3 separate regions of the Homo sapiens genome follow, and all the other regions are linked to region 1. The links are chromatin loops, found by intact Hi-C in ENCODE. Cell type or tissue: Calu3. All regions are shown on one strand.

The links. Peaks named below come from ENCODE experiments on the same cell type or tissue, not always from the same donor. Only the 100,000 strongest peaks of a DNase experiment are listed, where the experiment ranks them.
Region 2: it touches region 1 in a loop (4-fold over the local background); 5 of 110 quality-filtered maps call a loop at or near these places.
Region 3: a loop joins it to region 1, with 11 times the contacts of the local background. A loop is called at or near these places in 9 of 110 quality-filtered maps.

The regions. Positions count from the first base shown.
Region 1 is chr7:114,535,938-114,543,937 of GRCh38, reverse strand. All of the region lies in intron 3 of FOXP2 (forkhead box P2), which reads right to left. Among named protein-coding and RNA genes, the nearest start is that of MIR3666, 110 kb to the left of the region's middle. RefSeq lists a silencer at 4,090-4,384. In Calu3, no CTCF peak of the experiment used is centred here; a DNase peak (open chromatin) is centred at 4,177.
Region 2 is chr7:114,023,348-114,031,347 of GRCh38, reverse strand. No RefSeq gene overlaps it. Among named protein-coding and RNA genes, the nearest start is that of PPP1R3A, 110 kb to the right of the region's middle. In Calu3, a CTCF peak has its summit at 4,655 (motif pointing left); a DNase peak (open chromatin) is centred at 4,667.
Region 3 is chr7:114,422,994-114,430,993 of GRCh38, reverse strand. It overlaps FOXP2 (forkhead box P2), which reads right to left. Exons shown (of 17, transcript NM_014491.4): 2 at 4,315-4,492. The coding sequence starts at 4,482. Among named protein-coding and RNA genes, the nearest start is that of FOXP2, 12 kb to the right of the region's middle. In Calu3, a CTCF peak has its summit at 3,963 (motif pointing left); no DNase peak of the experiment used is centred here.

The DNA of each region.
Region 1 (8,000 bases):
TACAATTAAGGAGGATAAAAATTTTAAGACAGGGAACTTCTCTCAAGTCTTCAATAAAATAACAAGGAAAGTAGGGGATACTTGTTTGTTCACTTTGGGTGAACATAGATGAGAGATGGCAAGATTTGGTAGAATAGAGCTTTAAAATTCACAGATGTTATGGATTTGTGTGGTTATTTACATGTGATCTCTAAGTCTCTAGACATTGCACCTGTGCAGTTCTTCAAGCCATGAAACAATCAAGTAGCTAAAAAGTTGATCTGGTCTTCAGATTGCTGACTTCTCACACACATAACCTAATTCCTAAACTCATATGGATTTTTCTATCACTAATGTAGCTTTGCTGTTATCTACCTCACTAATGTAGGAGAACCTATAATGTAAAAAAGTTTCTTTTTTGAAAATTTAAAATTAATCACAGGGCAAATTTTATTGAAATTTTTAAAGTTGTTAACTTGTATTAGACTTTGTATAAGGCAATGGTAGCTTGGTTCAAACCAAGGACAGTATACAAGAAAGTCTGCACAAACCTCACCAAATTTTTGAAATGGAAATTTTTTTTAATTTGAGGATTCATGAAGATCTATGGGTATACACATTGTGAATGTTGAGGGTCTACTATAATTCTACTATAATTAGTTCTTATGAGTGGTTTCTACCTCATCTAAACAGAGAATACAATTTTCATTTTGAAAAATCCACTATACTATAGTAATTTATTAGCATTTATCAAGTGCCTTTGGGAAAAGGAACTTAGTGACCAAACATAATTTAACTTAAAATCATGTTAGATTCTTGTAATGAGCTTATATGATTTTCATATTAAGATAGGGTGACTTAAATATTTTGAAAGAACAGGCCGGGTATGGTGGCTCATGCTATAATCCCAGCGCTTTTGGAGGCCAAGGTGGGTGGATCACTTAAGGTCAGGAGTTCGAGGCCAACAGGGTGAAACCCCGTCTCTACTAAATATACAAAAATTAGTTGGGCATGGTGGTGCATGCCCGTGACCCCAGCTACTCAGGAGGCTGAGGCAGGAGAATTTCTTGAACCCAGGAGGCAGATGTTGCAGTGAGAGGAAATCTTGCCACTGCACTACAACCTGGGTGACAGAGTGAGATTCTGCCTCAAAAAAAAAAAAAACAAAAAACAAAAACAAAAACAAAAAAATTTATTCCACATTTGTTTCATCTTTCCAAATGCTGTGCTTCCAAATTCAGCATTACTAAAATAATCACAATCAGCACAATCTTAGATGTTCTTAGAAGAACTGACCATTTAATACAACTATCCCAAGCAATTCTAGTTTAAATATTCATTTTGTAATAGATTTTCTGAAAAAGCAGACCAAAAGATTAAGGAACAATGAAGCCACTCTGAAGACAATTTTTTAAAAAGCCACTATAAATGTCATAACAGGAGATTTCTAGCACTAAAAAGAAAAGGAAAAAGCCTTAGGGTTCCAGGTTCTTCTAAGTAGCTGAGATACTCAAGTGGAGAAGTGCTTTCCTATTGAAACTCCAACTTAAATAGCACAAACTATTCTTGGTGTAAGACAAGAATTAAATATTAGATACTGGATTGTAAGAATGGGCACGGTTTTATTTTGTTAGTAAAATGATATGTTAGAATATCTTTTAGGTTCATGATAGAATTAGATAGTTACAGATATTTAAAGTTTCTGTGTTCTTATGGGACCAAAGAGACAGCAATAAAGTAAAATAGACAAGATTACATGATGAGAGAAGAAAATAAAATGGTAAAGGAGAAAAGAAAGCAGTAGAAAAGGTGAAGGTAGCAGAAACATTTTAAGAAAACCAATAGAAATGTGGAAGGTGGGTTGATAGAAATATATAAATAGAATCCACAGAGGAAACACAAATAATCTTAAATGTAAGTAAATTTCAAAATAATTTTACTTTTTGTCTTTAATCATGTGCTGACACTGTTCTTCACTTTGTCATTCAATTTAGCTTGTATAACACTTCCAAACATCTTAAGATAAAATTCACAGCCTAAGTCTTAAATCCTATAGAGAGCTCCCATAACAATATTAATGTTCTATTTCTTTCTTGCTCTCACTTTAGTTAAGGTAGAGAAGTCAAGGGAATATATACTTAAAATCCTAATGGATTACAGAAAGAAGCAAGTGCTTGGGTAGCTAAGAAAAGCGAAAATTTGGCCTCCTAGATAGCAAAGTTCTTCCATATTTAATTTATGGAAGTTCAGTATTATATATGCAACATACATTTTCTTTCACTGCAATCTGAGAAGCAAAAGTACATTTATTAATTCCCTATTTTCTATTTATCATCCATGTTAAAGTATGATTTTTCTCTATTCATTATTGATCACATTACTACTGCAGATCCTAAGAGTTACTGATGAATGATGAAGAATGAGGGGGATTTAAAAGTATCTGTGTTGCAATCAACTAAACAGTGTTTATGCAAAAATGTTCTCCTTCCTGTGGACATTGCTTGATGTGGCTGAAAAGCCTTAAATTTTATAAACTCCCCCTTTTGTTGACCTTCCTTAATAAATCCAATGCTAATTTGATTGCTCTAGTCCCCTCTTGTCTCTTCTGCTTTTTCTTCTTGCTCTAAAAAAATGTGAATGTTACTGAGCTCCTCTTTTCAAATTACCTTTTTCAGAAATCTCCTCTACTACCATGGATTCATCTATCACTTCTGTGTTGTTCCCCAAATGTTTCTCTTTAGTCTTGACCCCTCTGTCAAGCTTTCTTTCAAATTTGCTAAAAGCTAGCTATTTCTACTTTCTTGTCTTGCCATCTCCTCAAACTCAACATGTCTAAAGCTTAAGTCATCATCATGCCTACCTAAATAGTTTTTAAAGGATTATCCTTATTCCAGGTTTCTCAGAATTCCCTTCCCTGAAAATATCCTCCAAATGTTCCATTGCTATCTTCACAGACCACTGCTTTGATAATTTCACTTCCTCATCAAAAAACTTTAATAGCCCCTTCTACCCAATCTATAAAATACTGACTTCTTGGCTTGACATTTTAAGTTCTATACAATCAGCGATGTGTATTTCTAACCCCCAACCCATTCATTATTACATTAGTATGATATCTCTAGGCTGATCAAAACAAACTACTTACACTTGCCCAACCAGATCTCAGAATTTCCTATGTCTACATCTTTGATGACATCTTTAAAAAAATTCTCCATCAAAAATTCCTTTATCTACCAAATTCCTTTTCTTTAAGCCCAACATACATGCTACCTTCTCTACAAAGTCTTCCCTGACCACTTGTAGCCTGAATTGTTAATTTTCTTTTTTAAATGCTTATTGTTCTTTCTGTTTTTCCCATTTCTACAGCACATCCACTGTGGCCAATAATGTTTTTATTTGTGTGCAACTCTGAATATCTCCTCAACTAAGTCATAAGTCCCTGAGGACATTACACATGATAAATAATCACTCAATTTATACTGAATGAATGGATGTTTTTTTTCCTCCTCCAAATCTCCTTTGCTCCACTCAGCACAATCTCCTCCTTATTCATTGTTTCAACAAGTTTATTTATTGAGCTCTATTATTCACCAAGCACTGTGCTAGGCACTAGAGAAGAGCAGGGAATTCATGATTCCTGCTGTCATATCGCTTACAGTTTAATAGAGAAGATAAACATTAAAATATAAGTTTATGTTTGGAGAGTGTGAAGTGTATATGTGGTGGGAGCCTATAGCAGGGGAAAACACTCTAGTATTCCTTAAAACACACAATTACAACAAGGGCATACTTCAAATCATTGAAATAGCTGGTAATAGTAACAAATTACGGCCAAATGCTATGATATAGAATATATATCATAACCTTGAATTAAATACCAATTTCCTGGAGGCTAGCATAATGGTAATTATTTATTAACTCCTTATCCAAGGATTTACGGTAAGTACTTTATATAATATAATTTTTGGTCTTCACAGCAATCTTGAAAGGTTGGGTATCTTTATTCCTATTTTAGGGATGAGGAAACAGGCTCCAAAGAGATCAGGTTATTCTATCCAAAGCCCTATTAATGGCAAGGGCAGGCTTCAGATCTGAAACACATGGTTCTTTCTTCTATATGCCATGAGTAGATCATATGGTAAGTTTTCCACACAAGCATGCTTAGTAGTAATGAGCTCAATGTCCCAGACCCTCCTCCACAGGGTGTCAGCCTTGAGCAGCTGGTCATGGATAGAAACATCATCATAGTTTAACAAAAATTGTATTCTATAACATTCTTTTAAATTTGCCTATTTCATGCTGCTTTTAAGAAATGTTCTTCACTGGAATGGGAAAATAAGAGCCACACAAGACATAGTCTGTTCTTGTAAACAGTATTTGAATTAAATTCTTTTTTTTTATGATCAAGAAATAATGTATTAGACCTCCTGTTCATCTTTCAATACACAGAAAATATAAATAGTAAAGAATATCTTTAAAAACTTATTTCTAAATTTCTGGCATCATAATAGATCGCTCTATTTAAACCCGTATCTCAATTTTTCTGGCAATGCTGCTTTTATTTGGAATAAAATGTGGTTTAGCTTCTCTCCACTTCTTCTACATTATATTTAAAAGTAATATTGAAAAAGAAATATTCAGTTTCATTCTTTATCGCTACATAAATAAAATGTTATCATTTCCTAAAATACATTTTGTAATGAGTGATTCTATATCCCATATAAGTTAGTATTTTCCTCCAGAATATTTTACAAATTATAAACTTTTATAACTTATTCTTGATTTTTTACATATGATATGGAATTTCAGTATTGATAATTAGTTTACTATAGAATTTCTGGTTTTGTCAGCTTTTGTTATTTTTAACAATTTGGAATGAAATAGTAAAGTAAAAATAATGTTAAGTTGCATTATATCAAAACATTTCAATGTAGATTATTAAAGTAAATACATTGGTTAAATAATTTTTATGTAGCTTACATTTCTCATAAATTCAATTTATAATATTTCAAGGCATGAAACAAAACAAAGCTTCCTCAGATATACAGAATTATATTTGCGCAATGGTTTTCCATACATATGGGCTTTAATTCTTTGTTTCCAAGGCACGGTTTCTGGATGGGGCATGTTAATAAACAAATGTTTTGTAACAAAAACCAAGCAAACAAAAACATAATCCTTACTTCATAAGCTAATATCCAACAAGATATACCCAATCCTGAAAAATTAAGATACCTCACTTACTTCAAAATGAAAACAAAATAAATATTTAACCATGGAATTTAAGATCTTGTTCATCAGTTAGCCCAACATCTTTATTTTAAAGATGTCAAGTAACTTCCTCAGACTTATATAACTATTTGTGGCAGAGTCAGAATAAGACCCCCAAGTTTAATTCTCTTTTGCTTTTTACTATTCCATTCTTGAACTTCTTAAGACAGAATTATAAAAATTTTATAATTCAATTACCTATTAGAAAGGAGAACTTTATATTATATATTAACCTACAATGAAGGAAGTGATTACAATGCTAAAAACTAATATTCATCTAAGATAGCAAAGCAATGGCATTTACCTTAAATTTACGTCTCTGCTCTGCACAGCTGTTGAAGAACCACAAGTCTGTCTCATGGCTGTAAATGTAACAAGAACAATAATGCGACCAATTTTCATATCTAAACTAAATTAAGTAGATTTGTCATAGGCTAGAAAATTGAAAATGTATTTTACAAAAATTTTTTTAAATTTACAGATTATGGAAGTGTGCATGTGTGTATGTGCATGTTGGCATTTATGTGTGTGTGGGGTGATGTGTTAACTTACTCTTTCTAAACTGAAAATTAGTTTCATGAAATTGAAAGGATTAAGTATTATTCTTTTTGGCTAACTTTCCTCATTATGGATCACTATGAACATATCAAGTCTAGGAAGTGCTAGGAGTAGATTTAAATAAATAAAACAAATTAAAGTGAGAAGCTGTCTTTGGCTGTTATTATTAGGATATGTTTTCTGGTATACACAGTAAGAATGTAAAGCAGAAACATCTGGTAATGCTTAAGTTAATATTGGCTCCCATTTGCATCACAATCTTTATATATTATTCATCAATATGCCATTAATCAATGTACTTGCTGATTGCACCTATTCAATTGGTGTTTCATGTAATGAGATTATGTAAACATGTTTCAAATACATATATTCAGATATCTATACATGAAAGTGAAATCACTACTACAATTGGCACTCAAGCTTGTCAGATGTGATGTTTTCTTCTTTCCATTTTGCATTAGACATGCTAATATCTATGCCATCTGTAGCACAAAATCCTGAACAAATGTAAATGAAAAAATAATAGTAGATAAATACTAGTCTACTAAAAATAGACTCTGTACCATGTCACACTTCAAATCTGGCCACCACTTCTTAACAGAGAAAAGAAATTCAGGTGAATGTTAACAAGCAACTGAATATTGTTCTTGTGACTTGAGCCATCAAAACAGGTTTTGAAATCTGTATTTTCTTTCAAACTTTATAAAATAGTTCTCTATCAAAACTATACTTCAAAATAAAAAATACAAAGTATCTCTTTTGGTTCTCTAAAGATGTTATGCCTGACATATTAAGAACCATCATAATCGATTAATACCAAATATCTTGCCTTGCACCTACAGATTTTGAAACATTTTCAATTATCCTTTTGAAATGTAAAGATAATACACTAACTCTATTATGAATGTTTGGTTAAACACTTGGTTAAGTAGAAAAAGATATAAATTTTGAGAGAATTATATAAGAAAACTTTTAAAATGCTAATTTCATATCAAATTATTGAAAATTTTAATGAAAACATCGTACCCTTTTTAAAAACATAAGTGGCAAATAGTGCAACTCATGCTAAATAATATTTGAAGATACAAGGATAAGCATTACCTAATATTCCTGTTTGACAACAGATGTGTAAGCTAGTATCAAATGCTGTTAAGCTTTTATTGGAGTTTTAATACAATCCCAGCGTGTCTCCAGTTGCTAAGCTTATCAAGTCCTATGAAATACTAAAAATGAAGGCTCACATTTTATTAATTGCAGTGTATATTTTGGTGAATAAGTCTCATTCAATATCCCTAAATTCTCATTCATAAAACTCAACTTCTCGTTCCTATGACATTTTGGCATGAGATCTCATTAAAATTACAAACTAATACTGAAATGCTAGTTTTACAGTCTAAACAATGGAGATAAATTCAGATTAATATGCATCACAAAATGAAAAACAAGTGACACAATGAAAGTCTTTGTAGTCATGGTCAGCAACTGCAATTGTTAAAAGGTATTTATAATAGTTTTAATCATTCTTTTATGCTAAAACAACAAGACTGGACACTTCTGCTCAAAATTTTACTTCTGCATTGATAAACAAACAACAATTTCTTATTTTAGAGCCATTAATATTCCCACATTCTATTGTGGGTATTTTGTAAGGAAAAGTACGTATATTTTAGTCCAAGTATCAAATCTTGCCTTTCAATGCAACAACAACAACAAAAAAAAAAAAAAAAAAAAAGAAAAGAAAAACTAAAGCCCAGCCATTCTTTCCAGAGATACCCTGGTAACCAGCAATATAGAAACTTCTACTGGACTTAGCTTTGGAGAGGAAGAAGCAACTGCGAATTCCTCTATTTTGTCAAGAAATATGATAAAATAGAATTAGGAAAATATATAGTGTTTTTTAGACACTCAAAACAGTAACTTCATTCCTATCTTTTGCTTATGTTGCCAGCATCTAATTCTCCTTTTCTATTCCAACAAGAAAGCAAAATTCCCACTCTGAAGCCATAGTGAGGATAAACATTTCATTTGCTATCTTCTGTGACTTCTATGTAAATTTTTCTCTGTCATGTAAATGCATGAAGAGACTCTCATGCAATCAGATAACTCCATGGAAATACTACACCTACGCTCCCATTATAAATTGGGGAAGAATATGATGGTGAGGAAAGTGACACAGAATTATTCATTAGTTA
Region 2 (8,000 bases), 510 kb after region 1:
CCAATATTATTTTCCATCACATTGTCAAACCATACAAAACAAACTCTAAAATTAATATATTTTAGTGTTTGTAAGAGTACAGACAACTGCATTGTCAATACAGTGTTAGAGTATAAAGGGTAAAAGTACTTTGAAAGATCGGTTGGATGGTAGCTATCAAAAATATATCTACCTGGCCAACTTGGCAAAACCCCATCTCTACTAAAAATACAAAAATTAGCTGGCCATGGGGGCAGGCACCTGTAATCCCAACTACTCAGGATACTAGGGAGACTGAGGCACAAGTTGGTTGCAGTGAGCTGAGATTGCGCTGCTGCACTCCAGCCTGGCCGACAGAATGAGACTGTCAAAAAAAAAAAAAAAAGATAGATAGATAGATATAATCTTGGACTACACAAGTCCATTTCTAGGAATCTATTTAAAGAAAGACATATGTGCAGCAGTAATATGTATATGGATGTAACTTTTAGAGTTGTTTATTAGAGAAAAAGGTAAATGAAGATATACTACATATTTGTTAAGTAGGCGATAGTCAATGAATATGCTGCTTCCAAATTATATAATACTGGACAACAAATGAAAAAATTGTGCAGGATTCATAACTACTTACAAGGAAAGTGCAAGATATGTAGATATTAAAATATATTACTGGAAGAATGGGTATAGTATAATTATGTTTTCACAAAATATTTCTTTTTGTTTTTGGAGATGGAGTCTCACTCTGTGGGAGTGCAGTGGCAGAACCATAGTCATTGCAGCCTCAAACTCTGGGGCTTGAGCTATGCTGCTACTTCACTCTCCCAAGTAGCTGAGACTAGAGGTATGCGCCACTATGCCTGGCTGATTTTTAATTTTTTTTTTTTGTAGAGATGAGGTCTTGTTTTGTTACATAGGCTTCAAGTGATCACCCGCTTTGGCCTCCTAAAGTTCTGGGATTCCAGGTGTGAGCCACCATGCCTGGCCTCTATACTTTTATGTATATGTGTGTTAGTTCTTAGCAAGAGAACTTAAATTACAGACAACAGAATTTTAATATATGTTGCCTTTCAGTTGGGAACTTGGAATGCAGAAGTGAGAGAGCACTTTAACATTTTATAGCTATTGCTTAAATCCTTTCCAATAAATAGGTATTCATTAATTGCTGTATAAATAGAAAGAATAAGCCAGGCACATTGCCCTGGGCATGTAGTCCCAGTTAGTCAGGAGGCCAGGGCAGGAAGATTATTTGAACCCAGAAGTTGTTTGAGGCCAGCCTGGGCAACATAGTGAGAATCTGTCTCTTAAAAAAAAAGACAAAACTAAGAGAAACTAAAAAAAAGGGGTTATCATAGCAATGAAAGATATCTTAAAAATCATTACTTGTTTATTAAAAAGATTAATTAAACTAATGTAGAAACCATGGTATTAAATTCAGAGCTCTATAGTGAAATGATTTAAAATATAGGCTGTCTTGTCTAACTGTATGGGTTCAAATCTAAGACAGTCAGATGTGTGATCTTGTCCAAGATTTGTGTATATAATCTCTACTGATAGCATCTTACAAAAAAAAGTAGACAACAAATGTAAAGTGCTTAGTATAGCTCCTGATACTTTGAGTACATTCTCTACAAATATTAGCCACTAGTATTAATCAATAGGGATTAAAGGTAGAGAACTCAATCAAGTGGATTTGCTCAACCATCTCTGGATATATTTTTAAGGGTATATTTTAAGTCAGAAATCTTCGTTTTTTAATGGGTCAATAATGACACACCGATATTGGCTATTTGAAATTTATATATTCAAGATGATGGGTTTATGGAACTCCCCCATACACGTACACTTTTTGTCTGCTGTTTTGGCATTAGATGGTTCTATAGCCTATATGCAAAATATGGTAGTAAAATATAATCTAATTTTGAGACAAGTGACTTTGTGACAGAACAAATTTCATCAGTTACTTCCCTGCATTTTTATAAGCATGCAAGATCATAATATTACCTCCAATAATGAAGGTTTAGAGAGAAGTCAAAGTTTGGGCGTTGAAACCAATATTTCTTATTAGTCAGTTTTTCTGTGTCAGCCTTATGTGGAAAACAGATGACATGCAAACTGAAATGTAAGTATGTCACCTGGTTATCCTAATAAACATTAGGCAAAAGTTTTCAAAAATGTACTTTGTCAATACATTTCCATCACTCCTGGAAAACCATCTGCTGAAAGACCATTCTTGCTGAAGATAGTCAGAAAACCAAATATAATTCTATTTTTTATTCAGAAAAGGTAAAACCATAAGTAATGGCAGATACTGAAAGGAAAGATGATAGAAGTGACAAACACAGGATGGGTACAGTGGTTCACAGCTGTAATCCCAGCACTTTGGAAGGCTGAGGCAGGAGGATCACTTAAGTCCAAGAGTTCAAGACCAGCCTGGGCAACATAGTGAGACCCTGTCTCTGCCAAAAAAAAAAAAAAAAAAAAGAAGAAATTAGCTGGGCACAGTGATGCACTCTTGTAGTCCCAGCTACTAGGAAGGCTGAGATGGAAGGATGGCTTAAGCCCAGAAAGTCAAGGCTGCAATGAGCTATGTCAGTGACACTGCACTCTAACCTGGGTGACAATGTGAGACCCTGTCTTTAAAAGAAAAAGAAGTGACAAAAACAAAAGGGAACTCAGAGAGGATCTAGAACTCTTTTTGTCGCACAACTTAAATACTTTTAATCATTGAAATTTCTTTAAATATACATTGTTTTTATTCATCCAGAAGTTATTTTACCATTTTAAATGTATAACCCTTGCCAAAGTCATCTCACTGGCAGTTAAAAAGTGTGTTTACTGTCATGATTCTGATTAAAGAAAAAAATTTTATTATAATTAAAATCAAGAAATGTGTGCATTTTAGCATTTCATTCACCCCCTGCATTCTTTTCATTTTTAACTCTATTTTTATTGATAAACTTAGAGCCTTTTCACTAACTAATGTTTGGAAGTGTGCAATCACAGGAATCCCTCCCAAACATGCTAGATTATGGTCAAGGGAAATCGTCATTAATTTATTTGATTTTCTTTTTTTTCAGGACATAGAAGGTATCTAAAATGCCTGCTTCAGGAAAAGACACAGATTTGAAATAAAATATTCGCTAAGCCCTTGTTTTCTTCTAATGAGTAGTTTCTGATTGAGAAAATTACAGATACACAGAGTATGTATTTGTTATATGTTAAGGTTATTCAAACTAATTTCTTTTTATTTATTCATGTTGAATTTGGTTCCTAGCTTTTCTAGTTCCTTGAAATTCAGGCCAATTTGTAATGTTGAGATATTTGTCTTTCTTTATTTCATATTCTACCAAAGCAACAAGTTAGTTGGAAGGATATTGAATAATTCCAACGAAAAATTAGTAACTCAATATTTTTATTTTACATTTGTTACAATTTTTCATTTAATAACATTATAGTTTTGTATAGTTTGCTGCAGTGTATTACAGTTTCTAATATAGTATCTTACTCAACATTCAATACATGCTTACTGAATGATAATCATAATGAACTACATTACACTTAAGCTAGTTTTTGCTATTCTGTTAATTTCACTTAATTTTTCTTATAATTTTTATAATAGATGCCTATTGCTAAAATATCATTTCTATCAGTTGAAACACTGACATGACATTTTGTTTTGCTAGACCCTATCTACACAAATAAATACTATTCATAGAATTTAATTTAAGGACCCATATTTTCAAGAAAAGCTTGTATAGAGCAAAACAAGCTCTTTTCAAGCCAGAAAATGAGATTGAGTGGTAGAGTCAAGGACCTCTAACTTTTGAGTTCACCATTGTATCTAGGAACTATCTGGTAACATGCCTTAACTGCCAGGATAGGAAATGAATATGTCGTATAACTTACTTAGAAGTCCTAGGCCGTGGAGAGCTGTATAAATTAAACTGAACACCTAGAATGACTGTTGGAAGCCAGAGCTATGCACAGAGCATCTGTATAATGTGCTCTGTGTGGTTGGCATTGCTAAACAGACAAGCTGTCACATTCATTCTAGCTGAATATTCTAGGGCTCTTCCTCTGTCAACCAAGGTAGAGGACATGGCAGTAGTCAAACCTCAAGGTGACAAAAACCTAAAGTAGTGTGGTAAGCCCTGTATTAGAGGGGAATTTACAAGTGTAGGTAGGGAGAGGCATCTTTTTCCACAGCATCTATATCATAATCCAAATGCATCCTTGGACTGAGAACATCCCTATTAAAATAAAGGCATATTCTGTAATGACAGGGACCATACTCAGTAAATCTAGATCTTAACAAAATCAAAATCTCTAGATAGGGTCCTATTAAATATTTCTAAGCAAAACAAAAACAAATATTTCGAATACTGCAAGCATTTAATGGGGGAAATGAATAACATTGTGAAATTCAACAAAGAATGTTACCATCAATTTATTAACACAAAGGTTAAATGAATATATTTCAATTTATTAAAAAAGAAAAATAGTCTATTTAGGAAAAAATATTATATGTATTTCTTATTCCAAAGAAGGAAGAAATTAGTTGTTTTTAATTTTTATAAATATTTTCTTTTTAAGCAAAGAAAGAATGATAATCCTTAAATGGCAGGTGTATGGCTTTAGGAGACATTCTATGAATTATGGCTATTTGGTGCCACCTAGTGGTAAAGGGCTTTTAAAAATCAATTTGTGTTACTTCTGCTTTTAGAAAATTGGTAGTGAGAAACAACTTATAGATGGCTGAATGGCCACCTAAAAGAGATACAAATTAAGACAGAATTCATTTGATACTCCTAGACATTAACTAAAATTGGCTGTTACACTCAACACTGGAGTGACATCTGGTTTGACTGAGATAGAATGTTTTATGCCTAAAAGAGCTGATTTGAGGTTGACAGCTTTTTATTCGATTCTATTTTTATTTTTCGATTGGTTGGTTTCTAAAGTCAAGGCTATAGATATGATTGATGTAAAGTTGGAAATGATGTACTATCGCATAATTATTATAATATTATCAATATTATAAATGACATACTTGTGTCATTCTGTGGCCAGAGTGAAACTAACATATGCCTTATAGCATATGGAAGACTTAAAAGTGCCAGATATTATTTTCAGAATTCAGGATGGGCATGCCAAATTTAGTGACCATACCATTATAGCCTCCAGACCAAGCACTTATTTGTTTTTGTTTTTTTTTTTAAGAGAACCTGTTCCAGTCACAGCTGCCAGAAGGAGCAGATGCACAAACCATTGGTCTTCCCTGGGGTACAGTTCATTGAACTGTTTATCATGAATATTCATTATAAGCCAAGAATGAAGCAATACAATGGAATGTCAAAGCCATTTTCAAGTTATGGAATCCACAAAGAAAGAGAATAAGGCAATTCTTTAGAGAAGTCAGAATAGTGGGGCCATGTGTAGAGAATAACAAAGACGAGGGACCTATAATTTATGAGAGAAACGGGTAATCTTATTTTTTGACTTTCAATGCCAGTCTTCCTGTGCCCCAGCTTTTGGCTTTGTTTCTTATTCTTGGTTGTCCCTGATAATGCCTTCCAATGACTGCCTTCTTCCATGACCTGGAGGTTTTTGATTCTTTCAACCAAATGATCCCACAGTATAAAGGTATGTTTCAAATATGGTGAAATGGATTTCATCAAATGGGAATGATAGCTTTCATAAAATATTTATGAATATTGGCTTGTTACCAGGTATAGAATATTTGACTGAAATTTTAATGTTACACTGAATTTTAAATCCTGAATTTTGCTTTTGATAATATTTCTTAGATGTGTATTTTTCTCCTGTATTTCCTATTCAGCAAGTACCTATTGTTGCCTCATTAAGTATTTGTGTGGAGTGTGTAATGCACACTGCTGTTCCTGGCATGGGTTTCCAGAAGTCCTAGATTGGTTGGGTTTATGTGACTGATGGATGTAGAATTATATGCACAAGCTCATGTCTTAGAGAAACACAAAGTGAGAAAGACTTAGTCTAGTCTAGAGACATATAAGTATCACGAAGTGAAGAAGAGAGAGACTTGTAAGACTAGAGAGCAGAGAGGGAGTTAAGTCCTGCTTCTTGATAGTATGCTGGGGATGAAGAGGGGCTAGGGTGGCTAGATCTAAGGGTGGAAATGGCTGTCTTCTCTGTCCAGGCATCAGGGATCATACGAAGCCACAAAGAGTTCTCTTATCTCAATAATACCTCAAAAGGAGTAGCAAAAGGATCTGGAATGTTCTGAACCATGAGGCCGAAACAGGCAGAAAGACCTGTACTGATGGCCAAAGCCAGATGGACCCCTTTCCCTCATCCTTGATCCTGTGTAAGATCCTAGAACTATGCCATCACTCTGGAAAAATTCCAGGAAGAGCTGAGTTAAGTTTTCAAGATCTAAGCAGAATGGGGGCCAGAAACTAGAAATGAAGTTATTATACAGAACAGTAGTTATTGGGCTGTTAGGTGCATGAGCTGCAATTCTGATACATAATTCTAAAATAGGAAGTGTTTCAGTGTTATTTCATATTGACCAATATTTACATTAATTTTACAAACACACTGAGAAAGCTTTTATTCCCTATTTTAGGGGTTTCTCCAAAAAACTACTTCAGCATCACCCAAGTACTTAGTAAAACAAACATAGATTTTTCAGACGGTACCCCAGATGCACTGCTTCTCCATGGTCAGGAATTAGGGGAAACTATTTTAAAAAAGTGCCCAAGTTCTTCAGATTTGTATCCAGATGAGTGTAGCCATCAAAATGACTTCATGTTTCAATCAATACTTATTATTAAAGCCTCATTAGGTTAAACATGGTTCATTTGGAGACCCTTTTATATAGGAGAAAAAATGATCATTTTTACTCAATTTGCCTTAAAATCACTGTGTAGGAGGATGCATACATAATCCCAATTGTTAAGGATAATAGTTATATGGTGTTCAGTCCACATAACAGTTACGGGCTTCCCTGACATAAAATTATTTCTGCACTAAGAAAACTTCTTTGAAGTATCTAAACAAGGTAGATGGAGACTTCTCCTCAGTTGGGAGTTTTTCCTTTTAACCTATCATTGACCTTTTCCAAATTTTAGGATTTGAGCGACTGGGAAGATGAGGTGTTATCAGTGGCTCTAGCCCTTCCCCGCACTTATTTTTCAGAGTTGTGGGTAGGAATTGGACCACACAAAAGATTTGAGGGGTACTACTGGATCAAGAATATCTTTGGTGCCAGAATGTGAACATGCATATCTTAGTTTTTAACCATAACTTACTAATTTAAGATACTTTTTTTTTTCAAGAAGGGCATAAGTTAGGTAGAGAAAAAAGGTAGAGCCAGTAGCAACATTCCTCGTACTCCTCACAATTAGCAGGGTGGTAGAGATGAATTTACTTGAACATCGCTTTTAGTTCATGTAATGTAAAATAAAAATAGAGCATACAAATATTTGGGGGGATCATAGAGCAGGGGTGGGTGAGGCCTAACTTGAGTCACTGCCCTGGGCAGCGCAGAAAGTTAATAACGGGCAGTAATCTCAGAGTGGACCCCTGGACAGTCCAGGCACAACATGAAGCTGATTTAGTAGAGCATGTGGATGACAAATGGTAACAAAACTAAATTTAGTCTTTCAAATATTTTCTCCTGATGATAGGTACTGGTCCTTCTCTGAGTTTCCTTATGCTCCTATTTAGAATATAGAAAAGGAGCTTGGTAGGCTCTAAATGTCGGTACCCCACAAAATCAATATCTTAATACCTATCCGGCAATGGAATAGTATTAAGAGATGGGGCCTTTGGGAAGTGATTAATTCATGAGAGCTCACTCTCATAAATGGGATTAATGCCCTTATAAAAGGGATTGAATAAAGCTACCTTGCCCTTCTGCCATTTGAGGACACAGCACCTTCTATGTGACGCAGAGAGCAAGTCTTCATCGGACACTGAATCTGCCTGAGCCTTGATCTTGGACTTCCTTGCCTCCAAAACTGTGAGAGATAAATTGCTAC
Region 3 (8,000 bases), 110 kb after region 1:
TTCTATGAAAAAAGTGTTAATAGAAACGAGAGTATACCCAATTCATGAGACAAATTACATAAATGCTTATTACCATTTTGTTGTGGATCTTTTACATGAGTATTGAAGTAAATATCTTATGTGTGCTTAACCTAGAAACACCTAGTATTTTGGTAGATGCTTGTCAATTGAGATTAAGCGAGTATAAGTTTATGTGAGAAAATTAAATATTGGCATCAGAGAAACATTCTTTCTAGGTTATCAAAAAGACTGAGCACATGTTCACAGCTGGTTCAAAATAGTACAGATCAGCTTCACAGGAATTGTAATTTTCTGAACAACAGTACAATGAACAATAAATCCAATATGCCAAAGACAGGAATTTGGTTGTAAAAAAGGAAAATATCATCAATTAATATTGTAGTGTGATAAAAGGTCATGTGTGAAGATGTGAGTGTTAAGTTTTCCTATATCGTTGTAAACTTGCCACTATTTACCAGTGCCTTCTGAAATATGTATGTAATAACTGACATATCATCTAGTCAAACAATGTCTAAAATCTTGCCTATGTGACAGTTTAATAATTTATAATCAATCAATGAGAATAAATTGTTCAAGATATATTCTCTTTTTGGTGCACTTGGTAAGACTTTAAATATTAATTTCTAAAAGAAAATATTTTGATACATATTTTCATTCTTGGTATTTCATTTGAAAAGTGCGTTTGTAATTTCATTATACTTTGTAAATTCATTTAAAACTTTTGCTTAAACAATTTAATCTAAAGTCGGTACTTTTCGTATCAAATAGGAAGTTAAAATAAGTTAAGGGGGAAGCAAATAAATTATGCATTTTAAAAATGTGTATAGGAGAGGTTATCGTGGCTGTTATAAACTATTATTTACTCATATGTCAACATAAAACTTCAATAAGGACAGAGAAACAGAAGATGAAAATATAGAATGAGACCAGCTGGACTTAAATGCTGGAGTTAGCATGGCTATTTATTTCCTTACACATAAACAGTCTTTCAAAAGATTTTGCACTTCCTTGATCAAATTATCAGGGTTAAAGATTTCAAAATAAAATTATAAAAAGTACAGATAATGGTGTTATTTATTAAATGTCATATGCTTTTAAGACACAAATGTCGCTATTCTCAATTTCAATTTGAAAATAAAATGTGTGGATTCTAGCTTTTAAATGGTTATTCAAATACTCTGTTTTACATGAATAAGGATAAATGAACTGACAGTAAGAAACTACTAACCAGATGTTTTTAAACACCATCACCTGAAACACCTTCAAAGCAGTACAGTCTCATAAAACATTCAGAAAGATTATCTGACTTAATGAATGCTCAAAATGCAAGCTCAAATCCACCCTGTAAAGCAATCAAGTTTTAGCAACTATTTTGACCTTAGTGACACAAACAATTAATTCTGCAAACCTAATATCAAAATAAAATTCTACATCTAATGCAGAATAATTTCTCAATGTAGTTAATCTAAAACAACATCTGAAATATGCTACGTCCATATATTATACATTCTACTACTTAGTACTAATTTTTGAAGATTAGAAAGGAATGAAGGAGAGAGAAATTCATCCAGAAAAGGCTTTTTTTTAAACTAATTGTTCAGTAAATATAAGATAGCAGAGCATACTAACAGAGATGTGGCTACCATTATATCACAAACTTTAAAATTTAAAGATATCCTAGCTTTCAGAAATATTCCAATATTCATTAATTAAATGGTAGAAATAAATGCTAGTTACAGTTTATCAATCCTTTTTCACTTCACCTATCCACGTATCATTAAGTATTTGATGCGATTCATTCCAAACACCAACTCTTCATGCTAAATACATGGCTAATTTAAGTCAAACTACTCACCTCTATAAAGTACAAAAGCCATAAAAATTAAGACAAATATTATGTTCCCAAAACAGACCATTTTTGCCAGAAGTTCACGGCAAACAAAATTTTACTTTGTTTACATCACTGCCTCTTAAATCATATTTCTAAACAAAAGATCTTGGTCAACAATGATTAGCTCATTATAATTATAAGAAGTAATTTAACTCTTTGTGTAAAACTTTACATCTAAATAACAACACGTAGAGATAAATTTATACAATTATTTCACTTTTTCACTTCTTGTGAAATTTGTTTTAATAAATATGCTTTATGGTTTTTAGTTTTGAAATATAGCGAATGTTAGAATTAAAGGCAATAACTGCATCAATTTTATAGAAAAGATATGTTAATCCTTAATGAACTTAAAGCCCCATTCTAAAATACATTCATGAAAGAACAAAAAATTCAGTAACCTTAGGTACCTAACTATATTAATATAGTTAAAACATAACCAAGGGAAGGGATATTTACAAAGGTTTTTGCATGTTTATTTATTAAATTATTACATATATTTCTGTAGACACTTCCTAAAGTAGCTATGTAGGCACCCACCATACCCATTGTGTTAAATCACTTTTAGAAGGCACTCTACAGACATACAATACATGACTGAAGTTTCTCAGTCATCTGAAGGGCATAACTTTTGTGTTTACTCTTGTTTATGGTTTACATAATGAACTGCATAGAACAAAGTAAACTTCAAACTCAGGTTATAAACACACCTTATAGACCTAATCAAAATGCCTCCAGAGTACTAAAATCTATAGCTATGATTTTACTCATTTTCTGTTTATTTAACATCCAATTGGAGCTATGAAAATAAAGAAAGATTTCTTGGCATTTTTTCATAACCTATCATCTACTGATACTCAACTGCGATGTTCATTTACAATTACTATTTTTACTTGGCTTTATAAACGCAATCCACTGGATTTGCAGGCAAAATTGAATCTGGCTAAAAATACTTAGGACTCTCACTTAGGGAAATTAGGAGGAATATTGTAGCATTCCACTGGTGTGATATTTCCTGCGAATACACCAAAGGCAGAAAAGGGCTATCCTGAAAAACTGTATTTATTAAAGTAACCAGTAAAATAAGCTAATCCTGGGACTGTGGTAGGCATATAATTCCTATGATTGTTAAAACAAAATATAAATTGTTTTTCTAATACTTATTGTCTGTGAAAAAAATGAAAATTGTAAAATAATAGATAAACCATTCAAAAGTACTATGTAGCTCTTATAAAAGATTATTCTTGAAAACAATGCCTAAAGGTTAAGACATTATTCAACCCATGTAACTTTTTTAATGCTGTTATTGTTTAAAATAATGTATCTATTAAATTTTACTCTAGTGTGGGCATTTGCTTTAACTTTTGAGATGTATTTTTCTCATTATATACTACCTTAAAATGTGAATTATTTCACATAATTTGCAATCTTTTCAATAATCATTATTTTAATGGATGTAATTTTAATGATTTTTAGGCATTTAGTTTAAGTGCAATTCAGAGTTACAAAGAAATAATATTTATTTTAAAACAAATATAAACTTTTCAAACAAGTGTACTCATTCTGGCCTAATATAAGTATATGCTTTCAAAGCTTTCTTTTCTCTGTCACTGTTTCTACAGACTTGAGTCAGTGAAGAATGAAGTGGCTATTTTTTGGTTGAAAAGAATTTTTTTTTTTTTTTACAAAATCAGGAAAAAGTAATCTCTTATAAAATGAATAACAGACTACTTAAAAGTGTACCTTTATTTTGTAGTTGTTAACATTTCCAGATTTAAAGAGAATATTGCATTTTATGAGACACTTAGGAGAACACAAAAAGTGCTCTTTAATGTTATTGAAAGATGTATATTCAAAATATCTTGGAATGAATTTCAAGAAAAGCAACAGATCGTAGTGTTTACATGATTTACAATCTCTCAGCAGATTTCAACTAATTAATAGCTAATATTTGCAGCTAACGCAGGCAAGCATCTGTCTTTTGAAAAGTCCTTGTGGTCCTTTTCACCTTAGCTCAGACTTGAAGAAATTCATTGTATAAGCAAGTATCAAGTAATGTGGCCCTCTGGTGGAAAACTAAGTATCACGTTCTGCAGCACAATGTAAGATAGTAAACTAGAAGCTATAAAATATTTGTTACAAAGCTTTACAGACCTTCCAAAAATCATCCTGTGAGCTTAATTAATATCCTGACACCTGAAGGGTACTCTGGTACTGGTATGACGTAACTAATATGAAAATCTTATCTCTTTACTCATCCTTCAATCATGTTCCAAATAATAATAAATTCTCAGCATCTTTTAGCTTAACACAACATGCTCAGTTTGCTATGAATACATTTTTCATATTCAATAAAACAAGCTTATTTGTTTTAAGGAAGCACTGAGGAAAACAAAACTTACCTGCTGTTGTTGCAGATGCAGCAGTTCTACTGTGCTTACTTCAGAGCTGGTGTCACCACTTGATCTTCCATCTCTGCTGCCAGCATCTAATTGGCTGCTTAGAGTGCTCATTCCATTTTGATTCATTGAACTGTTGCTTATTGTCTCTGTCGCAGATTCCTGCATCATGACTTAATACCTAAAAGTGATTAAGAAGTATCAATTAACACACGTTACACCTTCACACTTCCATTATCAAGATGTCCCTCTCTGCCAATTACAGAGACAGCATCTTTAGAAGAGGGGGAAGAAAAAAGCCTTGAATAGTCATTTACCAAGGAAAGCAATACAAATTCAGCTTTCATCCAGATGCTAATCATTGAAATTATGGTTTCTATAAGCAATTTTTGTGCGGTTACATTTAACAGCCAAAGTAACATACCATGCATATAGCATGGTCAATAGCATTTATGAATGACCACATTTTAAAATCTACCTATAAAACCAGTTTAAATGAAGGCATGATTGCACACTCTGTTCTGTTTCCTATTATCTACCTTTGACAACCATGGATGACTATACAGCCTTATTTTAAATATTCACTATCTTGATTCTGTCAGAATTTTACAGCACATCTTATGCAAGGCTGTTGTTTAATGATGCACAGCTAATCATACAAAATTAAAATTTTGTAAGGGTGTTACAAATCATATGGTACCAACCAATGATAAATAGTATAATGGGTTTCTTTTTTTGTGACTAAATAAAATTTTGCCTTGGAGGCATTTTAAGAAAAAGCTCCTGCTGCAAACACGTCAGATATTGCCTATTTTTTTAATCAAACAGCTCATATTCATTTATTTTTCTGACATTTAAAACATTTAATACTGTCCTTCCTGGGAAGTAATTAAGCTTATGCATGAGCAGCAATCAAACTGTTCACTTGAAGATGACTTAAAACTCAATTTTAACATAGGCAAATAAATGAAAGATATAAAATTAATTTTCCAGGCATGTATAAGATATGAAAGCTGGAAATAAAATCTATCAAGAATATCACTAATGATTGTGCTAAAAACAGCATAAATTATGCATATTACCTTCTCTACAGTAATAAATGTTTTATCATTTTCACTGCATAAATATACTGTACTTTCAGGATAGCAATGAGATGTCCTGCCAAGATCAGTGGAAATCCTTGCAGTAAATAAAGAACCAATGTGCTCTTACAAACCAGAATTTCACAGTACATCCTGAATCTGTGGTTTAGAAAGATCATTTTTGGCTCTCAAAGACCTCTGAATCCTGTGCCATAACCTAATGGATGCACTTCTCTGTTTTACTTCTATGGACAGAATTGCAGAAACAACCTGGCTGTGCTGTGACTTTAACAGTAATACCAGACAGTGGACTTACCCTAAAGGACAGTAAACTTATCACTCAATCTAATTTGTTTTTTACATGATTTCAATATTTTAAACTTGATCATATTTTAATGCTTTGTCCATTTAAAATTTTGAAAGGCATTTATTATAAAGCAAATGCAAGCTTCCTATCTCTTCCTGTCATGGAGAAAATGTTTTCCCCAGTTATCTTTTAAAATGCGATGCACACAAACACTAAATACAAAAAGAATCACAGACATACCCAAAAGACATTTTTGAATGCCAATATTAAAATTGTTAAAATTAATGTTTATAGTATCATAGTTTTAACAGATATTTTCATCAAAGCCTAAATTATTAAATTACTTTTCCTACTCTTATCAAGTCCATTAAAAAAAAAGACATACTGATTTAGTAAAAAACGTCAATAGCTGGACTAGCAAAGCAAGTTAGTGTAACAAAAATTACATATACAACTTAAAGCTGTTTGGATAATAAAAAAACAACAGAAAACATGAGCAGAAAGGAAATAATTGCTGTAACTATAGTAAACAATTTTTGAGCGAAATGTGTTTATAAACAAATAGGTTTTGCTAAACATCTTATTGAACATTAACAAAGAAAAAATCATATAAATTAAAACTGATACATAGTGATGGATTTTATAAGAAAAAAACAAAGCTAATACTCTTTTCTGAGATTAGGCAGCTAATAAGTATTCAAATTAGGCATAAATTTTACATGCACAATGTTTAAAATATTCAGAGAAAAGGTCTGATTGCCTTTACTAGTTATATGAAAATTATAATTTCAATCCTCTCCAACTGTAGAAACAGATAGGCATAACTTTTACATATTGCATTTAAATTTTACTTTTGAGAACATGTCTGGAATATGTGTATATATGTGTATGTTTTTATTTCATCACCTAAGTTATTTGAAATATTTATTGTTTCTGGATGGAGTTAGCAACACAAGGAATAAAAATAAAACACTATATTTTCCAGTGTAGCAGACAGGTGCAGCATTTACTACTAACCTTTGTGTAGTAAATCTCAGGACCAATTGGATGAATTAAAGAATTCTACATGTATTACTGTGTCATAATCAAGGCCATCAAATAATTAAGAATAATCAACAAGCAAAGAGGCATGTGTCTAAATCTTTATTACAATTACGAAGAAAGACCTAAATAACTTATAATTCCTTTTAACTAAAGGATTTTATTCTTAGCCCTTGTGGAGTTTTTAACTTTATAAAACCCTACAGTATAAACTGTTATTTACATTTTAAGTTCAATCATCTAAGAGTTAGTAAAATAATGCTTAAGAAAACTATAACAGTGATAGTACTTTTTGCTCTACAAAAGAGGAGTATCTGATACAACACTTATATGAAAAAAGAAGGGTGATTGTGTAATTAGATGATTATACTGTACATTTCACTTAAAAAAGCTTGGAGTATGTTCACTATAAAGGAGGAATTTTTCAAGGACAATGCAGATTATTTCTAGCATTTACTAAGTTTCTCTTGGTAACACTTCCACTTATTTCCCAATATAGGAAATATTTCCAGCACAATGTGAAGTGCTGTTTACCTTTTAAGTATATTTTAAATAATAATAAATTCAGCATATTCTTTCAGAGTGGATGTGCTTATGATCCGAAACATACCAAGCTAAATTATTCATTCTTATCAATCCCACCACAAACATTTTACAAAAATCAGTGAAAATAAATTCCAGATCATTAAAGGGAAAGATGAATCTGGGAGTCCCTGTTTTAATGTTTGTCTGAACTGTAAGTTAAACCCTTAAGTCTTTCATCGTACACAACTTTTCAGCCACATCAGAAAATAACTCTTCAGATCTTACACTCAAACGATACAGTTAGACTTTTCTCCCCTGCATTAAGTTTTCCTTCCTTTCCTTTTTCTTTCTTCTTTTTTAAGCAAGTCACTGTACAGATACTTATTCTCTACACCACTTCCCTTTTGAAACATTAAACTGACACTGGAACTGACTGCACAAGATTGCATTTTCTCTTCCTAAACAACTTGAATTGAAAGGTTACTTAGTGTAACAATATTTACTTGCAGAATTGTGTTGTTACCAAGGGTATAATGGATGGTGGCTATGCAGGTTTACGCAAGAATGAGTGAAGCATGAGGCATTAGCCATGTGTTTGACATGTTTCAAATTGCTATAATCCAGCATTAAACACACCCAGCAATTCATGCCATTTCTTGCAGCCATAATCTTGAATAAAGCGTGCACAACCACTTATTATATAAATTAGTATATGACTCCCTGTTATAGTCACA